Regions from separate parts of the Homo sapiens genome. Here region 1 is linked to region 2. The links are chromatin contacts, found by Hi-C or POLR2A ChIA-PET in ENCODE. All regions are on one chromosome and are shown on one strand. The core of a region is the stretch at or near the end of the contact, and the rest is flanking DNA. Distances in the headings are between cores, read along the strand shown.

What was found. A loop is a pair of places that touch in the nucleus more often than their neighbours do. ChIA-PET counts read pairs that join two places held with the same protein, here RNA polymerase II (POLR2A). Pooled maps may share reads with other maps.
Region 1: a loop to region 2 is called in a map of left cardiac atrium, with 2.1 times the contacts of the local background. The contact joins two enhancer-like sites. A Hi-C loop is called at or near these places in 2 of 168 maps with a recorded cell type or tissue (left cardiac atrium and sigmoid colon) and 4 of 50 pooled maps. POLR2A ChIA-PET finds 5 or more read pairs at or near these places in 1 of 52 experiments (HEK293).

Annotation. Positions count from the first base shown.
Region 1 is chr13:33,532,020-33,539,114 of GRCh38, reverse strand. It overlaps a transcript of STARD13 not described here. Among named protein-coding and RNA genes, the nearest start is that of LINC02344, 200 kb to the right of the region's middle. Within about 2 kb of position 1,279, at least 7 of the 41 ENCODE cell types and tissues checked have a DNase peak (open chromatin) inside an H3K27ac peak, as active enhancers do.
Region 2 is chr13:33,397,807-33,404,264 of GRCh38, reverse strand. It overlaps a transcript of STARD13 not described here. Among named protein-coding and RNA genes, the nearest start is that of LINC02344, 66 kb to the right of the region's middle. Within about 2 kb of position 2,869, at least 3 of the 41 ENCODE cell types and tissues checked have a DNase peak (open chromatin) inside an H3K27ac peak, as active enhancers do.

The DNA.
Region 1 (7,095 bases), core at 30-2,529, 140 kb before region 2:
ATTTTCTTATGCATAGATTCTACGTCTCTAGTATTAATAAATGCAAGGCCGGGCGCAGTGGCTCACGCCTATAATCCCAGCACTTTGGGAGGCAGAGGTGGGCGGATCACAAGGTCAGGAGATTGAGACCATCCTGGCAAACACGGTGAAACCCCGTCTCTACTAAATATACAAAAAATTAGTCCGGCATGGTGGCAGGCACCTGTAGTCCCAGCTACTCAGGAGGCTGAGGCAGGAGAATGGTGTGAACCCGGGAGGCGGAGCTTGCAGTGAGCCGAGATTATAACACTGCACTCCAGCCTGGGTCACAGAGCCAGACTCCGTCTCAAAAAAAAAAAAAAAATTAAATAGTTTGTGCCCATTAACTCCAGTATTTGGATCATCTGTGGATCTTGTTTCCATTATCTTTTTCTTCTGTTTCCTGGTATGCCCAGAAATTCTTTATGAAATGTTGTCTTTGTTTATGAAAAAAAAAAAAATACTGGGCTCTGAGTGGTGTTTTTTACTTTATGGAAGTATTTGTAGGATTTACTTTTGCTTCTATTAGGAAGCTAGGCTAAGGGCAGAGCACCTTAATCTAATATGGAAGTGAGATTATTTCAAACTGGTTTTTAGACTTTGTTAGGTCTCGTCTATTTCAGGTTCTTTCTTACTCCTGAGGTGACCCTTTCTGTGTCCCAGCTAAAAGCCGAGGTGTTAGGCCTTCCCTCTTTCGTGGGCCCTGAACTCGCATTTTTATTTTCTCAATCAGTGGACTCCTGAAAGCAATCTCTTCTCAGCTTCTCTGCTTCTTAGTTGCCATTATCTGTGTAACTTCTCAGCCTCTGAAACAACTTCCAAATTGATGAATAAGGTAAGGGGAAAAAGAGAGTCAAATATGGGCAGAATTTTCTGCACCCTTCTTCGGGATCTTGCCCTCTCAAGATCCTTTTTGTATTTTACTCAGATTTCCCTAGTTCTTCACGGTTCAGAGGCGGGGTCATTTTTTTTTAAATCCTCGTAATCTGAGAGTCTTTATGCTAATAAAGATAGGCTCATTTTTCTGAACTAGTGTCAATACTTTTTGTTTCTAAACATCAGAAGCAACACAGAAGACATGGAAGTGACTTTCCGTCTTAATTCCAGAGGTGTTTGTGGGGCCTCCTGGCAGTGGTACCCCCTTGCCACAGATGGGTTCCTAGGCAATGCCCTAGTTCTCTTTAGAGTTGGCCTGACTCTGTCTTCTGTATGGGGAAGCACCCTCTGTTCCTTTTGCTGAGAGATCAGGGTAGTTCTGTTTCCAGGCGAGCTAAACATGACTATGCTGTAGCTGTAAATTCAGTCTGTCACCTTTGGTACTCTTAAAATACAAGCATATGTTCTAGTCAGGCAAGAAGAAATACATCTTTTCTTTTCTTTTCCTTGTTGGTTTTTTAATTTTTTTTTTATGCCAGTAAAGAAATATACACTTCCCGGCCAAGCCCGAGAGTGGATTTGATTTTTTACCGTAATTTCAAGGAATAATTATATAAAACATTGCCCACAGGTCTGTGAGTGTACTGTAGAAAGATCGAATGATCAGGACTTAATCCAAGACCCCTCACTTTCTGCATGGGTGTAATTGAGCGTTATTTAACTTTTCTGAGCCTCAGTTTCCCTAAAGTGTCAAATAAGATACCTACTTGCCAAGACTGGGTTTTAATAAGATTGTTTGTAAAATGTCTGATACATAGTGGGTTCTTTATTGTTTTTAAAATTATTTATACAAACAGTTTTAACTTCAAGGGGGAATGTTAGTCATAACTTGTCTGCGTAGCAGCAGTATTTCGGAAACCACAACATTTCCAGATTTCTGCTCATCACTTAGTTTGTTTTATTCAGTAAACACTGATTGGACTCCCACTAAATGCTGAATGCTGCACTAGGACGCAAAACCAATGAAACAATAACCTTTCTCACAGCTATGTAAACAACTTGTTCATTTTATTGAAAGCCGTGCTCAGAACTGTTCTGGAAGTTTACTCATCTGTAGTGCTCAAGTCGTGGTATTTGCTCTCTTGCTGCTATTTAATGAATCCTGAAATTGTTTTTGTAACCTAAAATAAAATTTTTACTATGATAAAATAACCTAAAAGAAAATCTGATTAAAAAGTTTATTTAATGTGGAATAAAATTTAAAGCAGCTCTAATATGAATAGCAAGGGAATTTTGTTACTAACAAACCGATAGAACAATATAATGAGGCAGTTTCACTAAGACTGTATGACAAAATGGAACCTGAACTCTGCTCCAGTGTATTAATAATTAGTGTGACTTTTACAGAGATTGGAGTATAGGCTGTTATCAGACATCACAGGGAAGTTCTGTTCAGTAAGCTGGCAGAAGCAATTTCTTCTTTCTTTAAAGAGGAAAACCAGGTGGTTTTACAGTTGAGTGTTCGTTAAAAGAGGTATCTACCAGTTTTTCCCTTTTAATTCTGCTTTTCAGATTGTGCTAGCCCAGAGAGAGTTATAAATCCCTTGAATATAAGACATTGACTTCAGTTTTTATTGTCACCTCTCATATACATCCCTAATGTTTATCTAATTTTTATCTTACCAAGACAGCATAATCATTATGCAGTAAATATAGACTGAGTAATATTACAACATTCTCAGATTCAGGAGACTCTCCCATGATGGGAAAATATATTTCAGAATCAAATACTCTTATTTCCTAAGCTTCGTTTTCTTTATTATTTTTTATTAGTTTTCATTTTCCTAACTTATAGAATAAACAAATGCAGTTTGGAACAATTAAAAAGTTTCTTACAGTTATTGATGATAAAACAGTCCAAATGATGTTACACTAAATTTCATAAATTCCTGGCTTTAAAAATACGTATGATGTAATGGCATGTTAAATAATGGCCAGCACAATTTAGTTGTCTTATTTGCCATTTCTGTTTTGCTTCACCATTTTACCATTTTATTTTCCACCTTTGAGTCTTCAGTACTCTTAACTGTATCACTGAGGATTGACAATCCTATATATTTAATTTATTTACATGCACACACGGAAAATGGAATGTCACATCTAGAGTAGCTTTCCCATAACCCAGCTCTATTCATGTCCCCCAAATCACTGATGCTCTTATTCCAGATCATGATGAGGACCAACTGGGGTGTAAGCCTGACCTCTGTGTGTTCTATAAGGGATCACTCAGTCCTCTTCCATTCCAATAATTTAAGTATAGATTTTCGGACTGCCATCTCGCCTTGTATAATATGCTTAGATGGAATCAGTAAAACAAATGTGCCTTTTATTTCCCTGAATGGGATTATTGTAAAGAAACAAGAAGCCATCAATAAGGGGGCAAAGTTCCCTTTATCCCCAAAACACCAATAGTCACATTTGAGGGCTAGAACATATTTACTTCAGCTTTTGTGGTAAGAGAAAGAATGTAAGTTTTTTATGTTCAAAATAAAGTTGACCTTGGTGCAAAACAACCAATATGTTCTAAGAACTTTCTCCTCCTTTGGAGCAGGCCTTTGTTATATCTCTAATTAATATAATTAAGTTATTTTGAAAATCAAAACAATTAATTGATGTTTTTCTTTCTCATCTGCTCCTGGAAGTTGTATTTTTAAGTTACTAAAATACAATTTTATCTTTAATTGATTGCCTTTGATTCTCTGTGGTAAAACTTAAAATACAAAATATATTTTACTTAATTGTATCAATTTGAAATTGTTATAGTTCAAGAATATTTGTATGTAACTCTTCTAAACTTTGAAATCATCAATATTAAGTTTAAAGGAAGACTTGGGGCTAAAATTTCCAGTCAGTGCTTTTTTCACTTTTGCTTTTATTTTTGGCCAGTCGTATTCAGATTTATGTAATGAAGAAAACCCATTTGGTTCTCCTTTTTTTTTCTTTTTGAGACAGAGTTTCGCTCTTGTCATCCAGACTGGAGCACAATGGCATGATCTCGGCTCACTGCAGCCTCTGTCTCCTGGGTTCAAGCGATTTTCCAGCCTCAGCCTCCTGAGTAGCTGAGATTACAGGCATGCACAACCACACCAGGCTAATTTTTGTATTTTTAATAGAGATGAGTTTCACCATGTTGGCCAGGCTGTTCTCGAACTCCTGACCTCAGGTGATCCGCCCGCCTCAGCCTCCTAAAGTGTTAGGATTACAGGCGTGAGCCACAAACGGCCCGGTTCTCCTTTTATTATGTCCAGAATTTGGACATAACATCTTCTTTCATCAAGAAAATGGTACATTTTAATTTGTTCTGCTTTCCCTCTTTGGGGTTAGTGTTTCATTTGTCATGAATAGTTTGGATGGTAGATAACCATAACTTGAATAATAAAAGGAAAATAAGTTTTTATAAAATAATGTTAAAACAGGCCCAGTCCTTAATCTCATAGTGCTTATACTAGACACTTAGAAGAATTTAAATATATCCAAAGGCCACTGAAATGTTCTATAATCATTTTAATAGTGTTTCAACAGTGTATTCTATATATAAAAAAATACATTAGAAAAGGTTCCTTTTCTCCTGCTTAACATAGTACATGATCACAAAATACATGTATGAAAAAACAGCATGTAGTTTCAAATATCTTTAAAACAAGGATAAACAAGAGACCTTTTTAAAAATGTTGAAATCCAATGTCTACCTGTTGAATTACATTTAAAACCAGACAGAAAATACACACTTCTTTCTGTCCTACTTCTTCAACTATTTTCCCTGTCTGGTGCATAACATTCTTAAACTGCTTAGAGGAAACTTTACACAGAGCAATGCATCATCCAGTTAGTTCATGTGGCTCTCCCTGAGCTTGAATACCATTCCAAAGAAGATACTCTAAAAGTCTGATAACTCAAAATAATATAATTTGTAAAGGCCTAGTATTTTATGGTAGGAGACTCTAGGACATAAAATAGACATTCTATTGATGAGAAATCTGAGAGTATAGAAAAAGTGAAAAGTACACCCAGCTAACAAAAAGAGTGATTTCAGGGTTGCTAGTAGGCTTTCCTTGCTTGCCCCAGAGCATTCCTATTGTGATACCATCACTCCACTTATCTCTACTTATTGATCAGTTGTCAGTTACTTTTGAAAAGTCCTAAGCACAACGTTCTGACCAGAATTCTGATGAACATAAAGTAAGTATAAGATATGTCCTTCATTTCTAGGAACTTTGAGAGTAATTGAAGAAAAGAGACACATTCATGTAATGGAAAACACCTTCTGATGATGTGTGCTGTGAGAGCAGAGAAGAGCATAATTAACACTCAGCATTTGTTAAGGGCTGAACATGTGCCTAGAGCTTTATATCCAGTCCTCACAGTCATGATCAGAGTGGCTGGGGAAGTCTCCATGGAAGAGGTGCTCAGGTGTTTGAAAGTTTTATTGACATCAAATACAAGGAAATTGTAAGCAAAGGCTTTGGTTTAAATTTGCATGTGATCTTACCATGTACTTCCTAGCCTTTTTCAGTTTATATAAGCATAAATCCACTTACTTACCAGATGTAATAATTTTATTGAATGGAAACAACTTGATAGGGTGAACAAAAAAAAAAGAGCTTTGTTTTTTCTTTCTGTTGTTCCTTCAAATATGTGCAAGGAATATTTCTTCTCTACTTTGAATGATTTATCAGGTGGGTGCCATAGTATTTCCAATCATTTTAAAATAAAACATCCTCTGGTTACCTTTTGGCACAAGAACAGTTTCATTTAAATATTCAGAACTTTCAGACCATTTATAATCACATAGCTTCATAATCTTACCTAATTTAAAGCTGCTTCCCACTGCTGAGACCTGCTATGGGCAGAAAGGCCTGTGGGGGTTGGCTTCTCTTTTGTTTTCATATCTTGCTCTATTGCTCCTCACCCAGTCTGCTACCTACAGTGTCTCATCCTCCAGGGTCTTACTAGGTAGAAAGGACTGGGGGAAAAGACCCAGGTTTACATGGTCACTACTCTGACAATCTGGAACTGGCATTCTTGGGGCTTTGATTGACACTAAAAGTACCTCTTTATGTTCCTCTGCCTGGAATCTCCAGTGACACAATTCTCGGATTGGCCTTTCTCCCACTGGCCACTTAGGACTTAAGCCAACATTTAGCCATGGGTGACTGATATGTTTGCCTCACCTGGGTTCTTTCTGTTGGGGTCCCATTGTCCCAGCCCCTTTGGAAAAATTTTGTGGCTGATTTCTTCACCTGGAAGGTGCCCATCTGGTCCACAAGAACCACTTGTACTTCCTTGACCCAGTTTTGTGTGGAAATACAGTAATCATCTTACAAGACCACTGCTACCCTTTGGATTCCTCATGTCGGAATCAGACACCAGGTATGAATCAGATTAGTTCATAATTACTTGAGATATAAATAAACAATTGCTCAGAAGTACAACTTTTTTATACCCAAATGACATAAATTTCTCTCCTGTTTTCATGAAAGGAATTTTGTACACACAGTATCCCAGGTATATTAATAGCATACAAGTAAAAGTCAAAGCATTACAACTTTGACAAAAATAAACAGAATGTTTTCAGACTTCAAGATAGAAAAATTTCTTACAAGCACAGCCATAAAGGAAGAAAACTAAATCCAGGGACCAGAAGAAATGCTAAAAATTATTATTCAAGAAAACTTTCCTGAAATAAAAAAGATTAGAAGTTACATATTGAGAGAGTTCTCCATACACCTAAAAAGATCAACCCAGAATTATAATATCAAGACACTCTACCACAATTACTGGGTTTTAATTTTTTAAAAATCCTTTGACTATTTAGAGGGGAAAAGAGCACATGATTTATAAGAGATCATAATTAGATAAACTTCAGTTTTTTTCATTAGCAATACATTAGGCTAAAAGAAAATAAGGTAACATAATTAAGATTCTCAAGGGAAAAAAGTATGTGCCAAGCACTTTGTGTCCAGAAAAACTTACTTTGTAGCAAAAAGGGCACAATGACTATGAGATCTTCCTGAAGAGCCTGCTAGAAAATGAGCTTCAGGTAACAGGTGAGCAGAACGACAGCCTATAGACTGTGCTGAGCTGCAATAGAGACTTCGTAGGAGAACTAAGACTAAATGAAGGCTAAGAGGAAGAGAAAAT
Region 2 (6,458 bases), core at 1,620-4,119:
AGCAGAAATCCAGTTGCTGTTTTGACCTCTTTGAATCTGCTTCTTATCAAGATGTCCTTTGTAATACCATATAGTTCCTTCATCTGTATTCTAGGAGCCATTAAGACGTCTTTCCCACTACCCATGAAAAACTTATCTCATTATTATCTATTTCAGCTACGCAAAACCAATGATTATCAGCCTCTTCTGCGTATTACTACTCATCAATAACACTAGCTATTAAACTAACGATGAAAGGTTGCGTATGACTCAAGAGGTCTGAAGAGAAACATGTAATAGAACTGCCCTATTAATAGCACCTAGAGTAATGGAAGAATCTAGAGGAGAAAAAGGATAAAAGTTTGACCAGAATTTATATAGGAGAGTGAACTGCTGAACTGCAATTGATTTTTTTTAACCCTTATAGCAAGTGAAGGTTCTGGGTATTTTGATTGCCATTGTGGAATATTTTCTATGTTCATGAGTTTTGGGAGGGAAAAATGCAGAATAATACTCTGTTTTCTATAACCTGGCACCCAAATGGACTGCAGATTTATTGAGGGACCTTGACCTTAGACAAGATGTCTATTTATACAAGGATAGTGCTTTGTAATGATGTCATGATGGGATGCGTACTTGAAGTCATGTCTAGGTTTCACCTCTTATTAATGACAAAATTTATTACAAAGTATTTATTTCCAGCCTATTACGTTTCTTTTCAAAAAATACCATGCTATCTACAAGTGAATGAAAAATGAGTCCTCTGAAGTATCAAAATTATTTTTAATATTAGCATGGCTATCCATGATATAAAACAGTTTTGGGGATGATTTATTCACTTGCCTATTTGCCACACCCTTGGCCTCTGCTCAAATTAACCTAAAAACAATTAGTTTAGGAAACCCCTAACTCCACACAATCGTTCCTAAGTGTAAACACAAACAAACTCTGTCATTATTGCTACACCAAGTGTTTTGAACTCTCACAGCTCACAAAGAAGCAAGCCACTGAAACAGGAGAGTTCCCTGATCCCCCTTGCAGGATGTGCAGCAGGGGTGTGGCTTGCCTGTTCGGTCATCGTTGTTGCTCAAACTCCTGACAGGAGGGGGAACACGCAGATGGGCAGGTACAGGAGCCGGGGCAGGTACTCTGGGCTCCGCTCCTGCAGTAGTGTCTAGGGGTGGGTGCCTGCGGCCCCAGTGTTACAGTGCTCTTTTAGCCTTGCCATCCTCAGACACCTTAATGTTAACCAGCTCAATGGACCCTCTGCCTTTTTGCAAGGGCAGAGGGCCAGTGTGACAGCTTTCTGTATCCCGAGCTCTTGCCCAGTGTCCCAGAAGAATCGGTTCACACACGGGCTTGAAGGATGAATGCGGGGTTTTATTGAGTGGTGGAAGTGGCTCTCAGTGGGATGAATGGGGAGCCGGAAGTGGGGATGGAGTGGGAGGATGATCTTCCCCTGGAGTTTGGCCATTCAGCAGCTGAACTGCCCTCCGGCCACCCCCAGCCGAACTTCTCTCAGTGTTCAGAAATTCCTCCTCTTCTCTCTTTCTCTGCCATGTTGTTCCACTGTTCATCTGCTTTTCTCCTCATCTCCTTATCTGCTCCTCTGCTCATCTGCTCATCTGCTTCTGGAGCCTGGGGTTTGGGATTTATATGGGTACAGGATAGGGGGATATGGCAGGCCAAAAGGCATCTTTTTGGGCACAGAAACAGAAATGCCTGTTCCTACTTAGGGTCAGAGGTCTCCAGGCTTGAGGGTGGGGCCTTTGCCAGGGAACCGCCCTCTTCTAGCCAGTCCATCTTCTAGCCATTTCCATCTCCTGTCCATTCATCACCAAATCCTTATTGAAGAGAATCCACTTACACTGTTTCTGAAGGTTATTTCATATACTGAGTAGTTCTTGCTGCTGTAAGAGCTGAAATTTTTATGCTGTGCTCTAACCCTAATTTTATCAAGAACAGAAGAACTACACAGCTTGTTTCTAAAACTACGAAAGATTACTTCTTTCAAATATTCTTTTCTACACTTTTCTGGTGTCATTGCTATCTTGGTGAGAGTGATTGTAAACACCTTCTGTGTGCAAAATATCATGGGAGATGTACAATTTGAATATAAGGGCACTATCCATCTCACTACATATAATTTAATATTTTCATAATTATCCAATATTTATTCACTTTATGAAAACAGATTTATTTGTACTGTCAGGCTTATTATAGGCCTTGATTGCATTTCCAAAAGGGCCTGTCATTTGGCAGCTACAGTTTAATGCTTTTATTCACAATTTGTAGAAGACATGTAATAACTACTCATCACATTTTGGGATGTCATAAAGATGGGAAAGACAACAGATGTAAAAGATAATGGAGTAAGATTCAAAAATACTTTGATGTGTTGGAACAAATGGCCTTAAACCCACAAAGATGAAGTTTAATGGGAAAAAATATAAGAGCATGAGAGTCACCTGTGGGCCTTGTTGGCCATGAAAGATAATCAAATATTGGGCTGTGAATTTGTTCAGGTCATCCAAGAAGCTGACATCAAGATGAAAGTAAATTTGCAAGGATTTTATTGGGGAAAATGTCTGAGAGAGAAAATGGAGAGGGAGCTGGGAAGAGATGGGAGAGCCATCCAGCCTTGATGCAAATCTGATTCCTAGTGAGGAGAGACAAGAAGGAAAGTTGGGTAAAAGCACCCTGGACTATCCTGAAGTCTAATGGAAGTGCGGCCAGGCCACTGGTGTCTTTAAGCCAAAGTTGGCCTAAAGTTGAACAAGTTCTCAGGCTCTCAGTGACAGGCTGCCTTAGGAAGCCTGCGGCACTTGATAATTGTCTACAAGCGGCTGTTGGGAGGCTTGGCTCTCTGCCCCAATTTTATGAGTGCAAATGAAACAATGCATTTCAGAGTGTGGCAGCTGGGGCCAATAGTCAAGTAGTTGAAAGTCTGCAAGGTGCATTCTCAAGGTACACAGGAGCCAGTGCGTATGTAATTTGGCTTTTCAAAACTCCATCCTAGTTTTGCTTAGAAAATATTTCAGAAAAAAAATGTTTAAATAAATAATTCAAAACTAAACAAATCTGAGATCCTGAAAATGCAATCCTGTTTTAGGATTTCTGGTTTCAAAATAGTTACTGTTCACTGAGAAGATTTTTAAGACAAAGAACGAAATTCTGTTCTTTGCTGGAGGGGTGTCCCAGGGGTGGAGGGGTGTCATGCACATATATTACTAGGGAATAATGATTGTTTCATATTCCTTTTATTTCAAGGATCTACAGTCATTCTCTTTTTGATGCTTAAACTGCCAACTTTTGCCAGTGGGAGCCCTGTTAAGGCTGGCTCCTGAGTCGTTTTGACATTCCACGTTAATCTTTGTTTTTAGCTTGTAGATCTTTTTTTAAAAACCAATTTTATTGAAGTATTATTTACATGTGCTGAAATGCACCCATTTTAAGTGTAAAGCTTGATGAGTTTCAACAACTATATCTCCCACATCACAGTCAAGAATAGCCATTGAAGACGGGCTGGGTGCGGTGGTTCACGCCTGTAATCCCAGCACTTTGGGAGGCCAAGGCGGGCGGATCACGACGTCAGGAGATCAAGACCATCCTGGCTAACACAGTGAAACCCCGTCTCTAGTAAAAATACAAAAAAAAATTAGCTGGGCATGGTGGCGGGCGCCTGTAGTCCCAGCAACCCGGGAGGCTGAGGTGGGAGAATGGCGTGAACCTGGGAGTGGAGGTTACAGTGAGCTGAGATTGTGCCACTACACTCCAGCCTGGAGGACAGAGCAAGACTCTGTCTCAAAAAAAAAAAAAATAGCCATTGAAGTGATATCTGCACCCCCATGTTCATTGCAGTGTTATTCGCCACAGGCAAGATATGGAAACAACCTAAGTGTCCATCAAAGTATAAATGGATAAAGAAAATGTGGCATATATATATTCACACAATGGAGTATTATTCAGACATAAAAAAGAAAGAAATCTTGCCTTTGTCACAACATAGATGAACTTGGAGGACATTATTCTAAATGAAATAAGTAACACATATGAAGACACTGTGTGCTCTAACTTATATACGGAACCCATAATAGTTGAACTCTGAAGCAGAGAGTAGGATGGTGGTTACCAGGGGATGGGGAGTGGGGGAAATCAGGGAGGTGTTAGTCAAAGAGTGCAAACTTTCAGTTACAAGATGAACATGTTCTGGAAATCTAATATACAGCATGGATGATTATGGATGTATTAAACTAATTTGATTGAGATAATCATTACACAATGTATATGTATATCAAATCATCATGTTGTATACCTTGAATGTATTCAATTTTTATATGCTGGTTAAATATTTTTAAATTAAAAAATGAATAGTCATCCACAAAGTTGCCTTGTACCCCTTTGCCGTCATTGCCCCCTCAATCCCAGCCCTAGGCAATCACTGACCTGTTTTCTTCCACTCTAAATTCCTTGTGCCTATTCTAAAATTTTATATTAATAAATCACATAGAATATATTCTCTTTAATTGATGCTTGATTTGTAAAAACTTATTTTAATGCTTTTTTTTTTTTTTTTTTTTTTTTTGAGACAGAGTCTTGCTCTGTCTCCCAGGCTGGAGTGCAGTGGTGAAGTCTCGGCTCACTGCCACCTCCACCTCCCGGGTTCATGCCATTCTCCTGCCTCAGCCTCCCAAGTAGCCGGGACTACAGGCACCAGCCACCACGCCCAGCTAATTTTTCTTTTTTTGTATTTTTAGTACAGATGGGGTTTCACTGTGTTAGCCAGGATGGTCTCGATCTCCTGACCTCGTGATCCACCCGCCTCGGCCTCCCAAAGTCCTGGGATTACAGGTGTGAACCACCATGCCTGGCCTAATGCTTTAGAGATTAAACTGTATCATTAAATGTTTAAAAAAGTTTGTACCCTTTGACTAACATCTCCCTGATTTCCCCTACACCCCATCCCCTGGTAACCACCATCCTACTCTCTGCTTGAGAGTTCAACTTTTATGGGTTCCATATATAAGTGAGAGCACACAGTGTCTTTATATGTGTCGCTTATTTCATTTAGAATATTGTCCTCCAAGTTCATCTATGTTGTGACAAATGGCAAGATTTCTTTCTTTTTTATGCCTGAATAATACTCCATTGTGTGAATATATATATGTCACATTTTCTTTATCCATTTATATCCATTAATGTGGTGGTAGCTTGCTCCTTTTTATTGCTTGGGAAATACTTTTTTCTATGGATAGATTATAACTTGTTTATTTACTCACCTGTTGACAGACTTTTGAGTTGTTTGTAGCTTAATGCTATTTAAATCTGCTATGAACGTTCACATGAAGGCCTTTGTATGGATATATGTTTTCATTTCTCTTGAGTAAATACCAAGGGATGGAATTGTGAGTTATGTAGTCATTATGTAAGAAAACTACCAGACTACTTCATAGAGAGCTTGTGTCATTTTAGATTTTCTCCAGCAATGTATGAGGGTTCCAGTTGTGGTACATCCTCACAAACACTGGTGTACAGTGGTATCTCATTGTGGTTTTAATTTACATTGTCCTGATACTGATAATATTGGGAATCTTTAATGTGCTTACTGATTATTTGCATATCTTCTGTTTTGAAGTGTCTGTTCACATCTCTTTTTTTTCCCCATATTCCTTGTCTTCTTTAAAATTTAGTTGAATTTTTTATATATATTCTGCATCTATATCTTCAGATATATGTACTGCAAATATTTTTCCACTCGGGGGCTTGGCTTTCTACTTTTTTAACAATGTCTTTCAAAGAATAGAATAATTCCATTTTGATGATGAAGTCCAGTTGACCAATTTCCATATAGTTCATGTTTTAGTGTCTTAAGAATTCTTTTTCTGCCCTCAAAATCTTGATGATTTTATCTGATGTTGTTTTCTAAAAGTTTTATAGTTTTAGATGATACTTTTGTTCATTTCGTGAATGTTGTAAGGTAGTGTCAAGAATGATTTTTCCCATATAGATATCCAATTATTCTGGGATTAATGTTAGCTCTAATTATTACAAGAGCACAGACCTAAGGCTGACTGCAAGACTTGTGAGGAATAGCCTCTGTCTCCTCAAAGGAGAGTTAGCAAAAACCAGGACACCTGTCTTTGAGCCTGTAACCACCTCCCCAATTCCTCTTCAATAACAGGCAGTAAAGGAGAAGATCATTTATTGCCCAGTTGACCATACAATTTGGTCAACATATTTGCTATGTTTGCTGCTTCTGTCATCTGAATGTTTATATTACCCCAAAATTCAAATGCTGAAATCCTTATCCCCAAGATAATAGCATTAGGAGATACGACCTTTGGGTCGTGTTTAGCTCATGGGGGCAGAGCTCTCATAAGAGGCCAGAGAGAGACCTCTCATCCTTTCCACCAGAGGTTAAATTGAGAATGCTGTCTATGAGGAAGTGGGTCAGTCACTGAATCTGCCATTATCTTGAT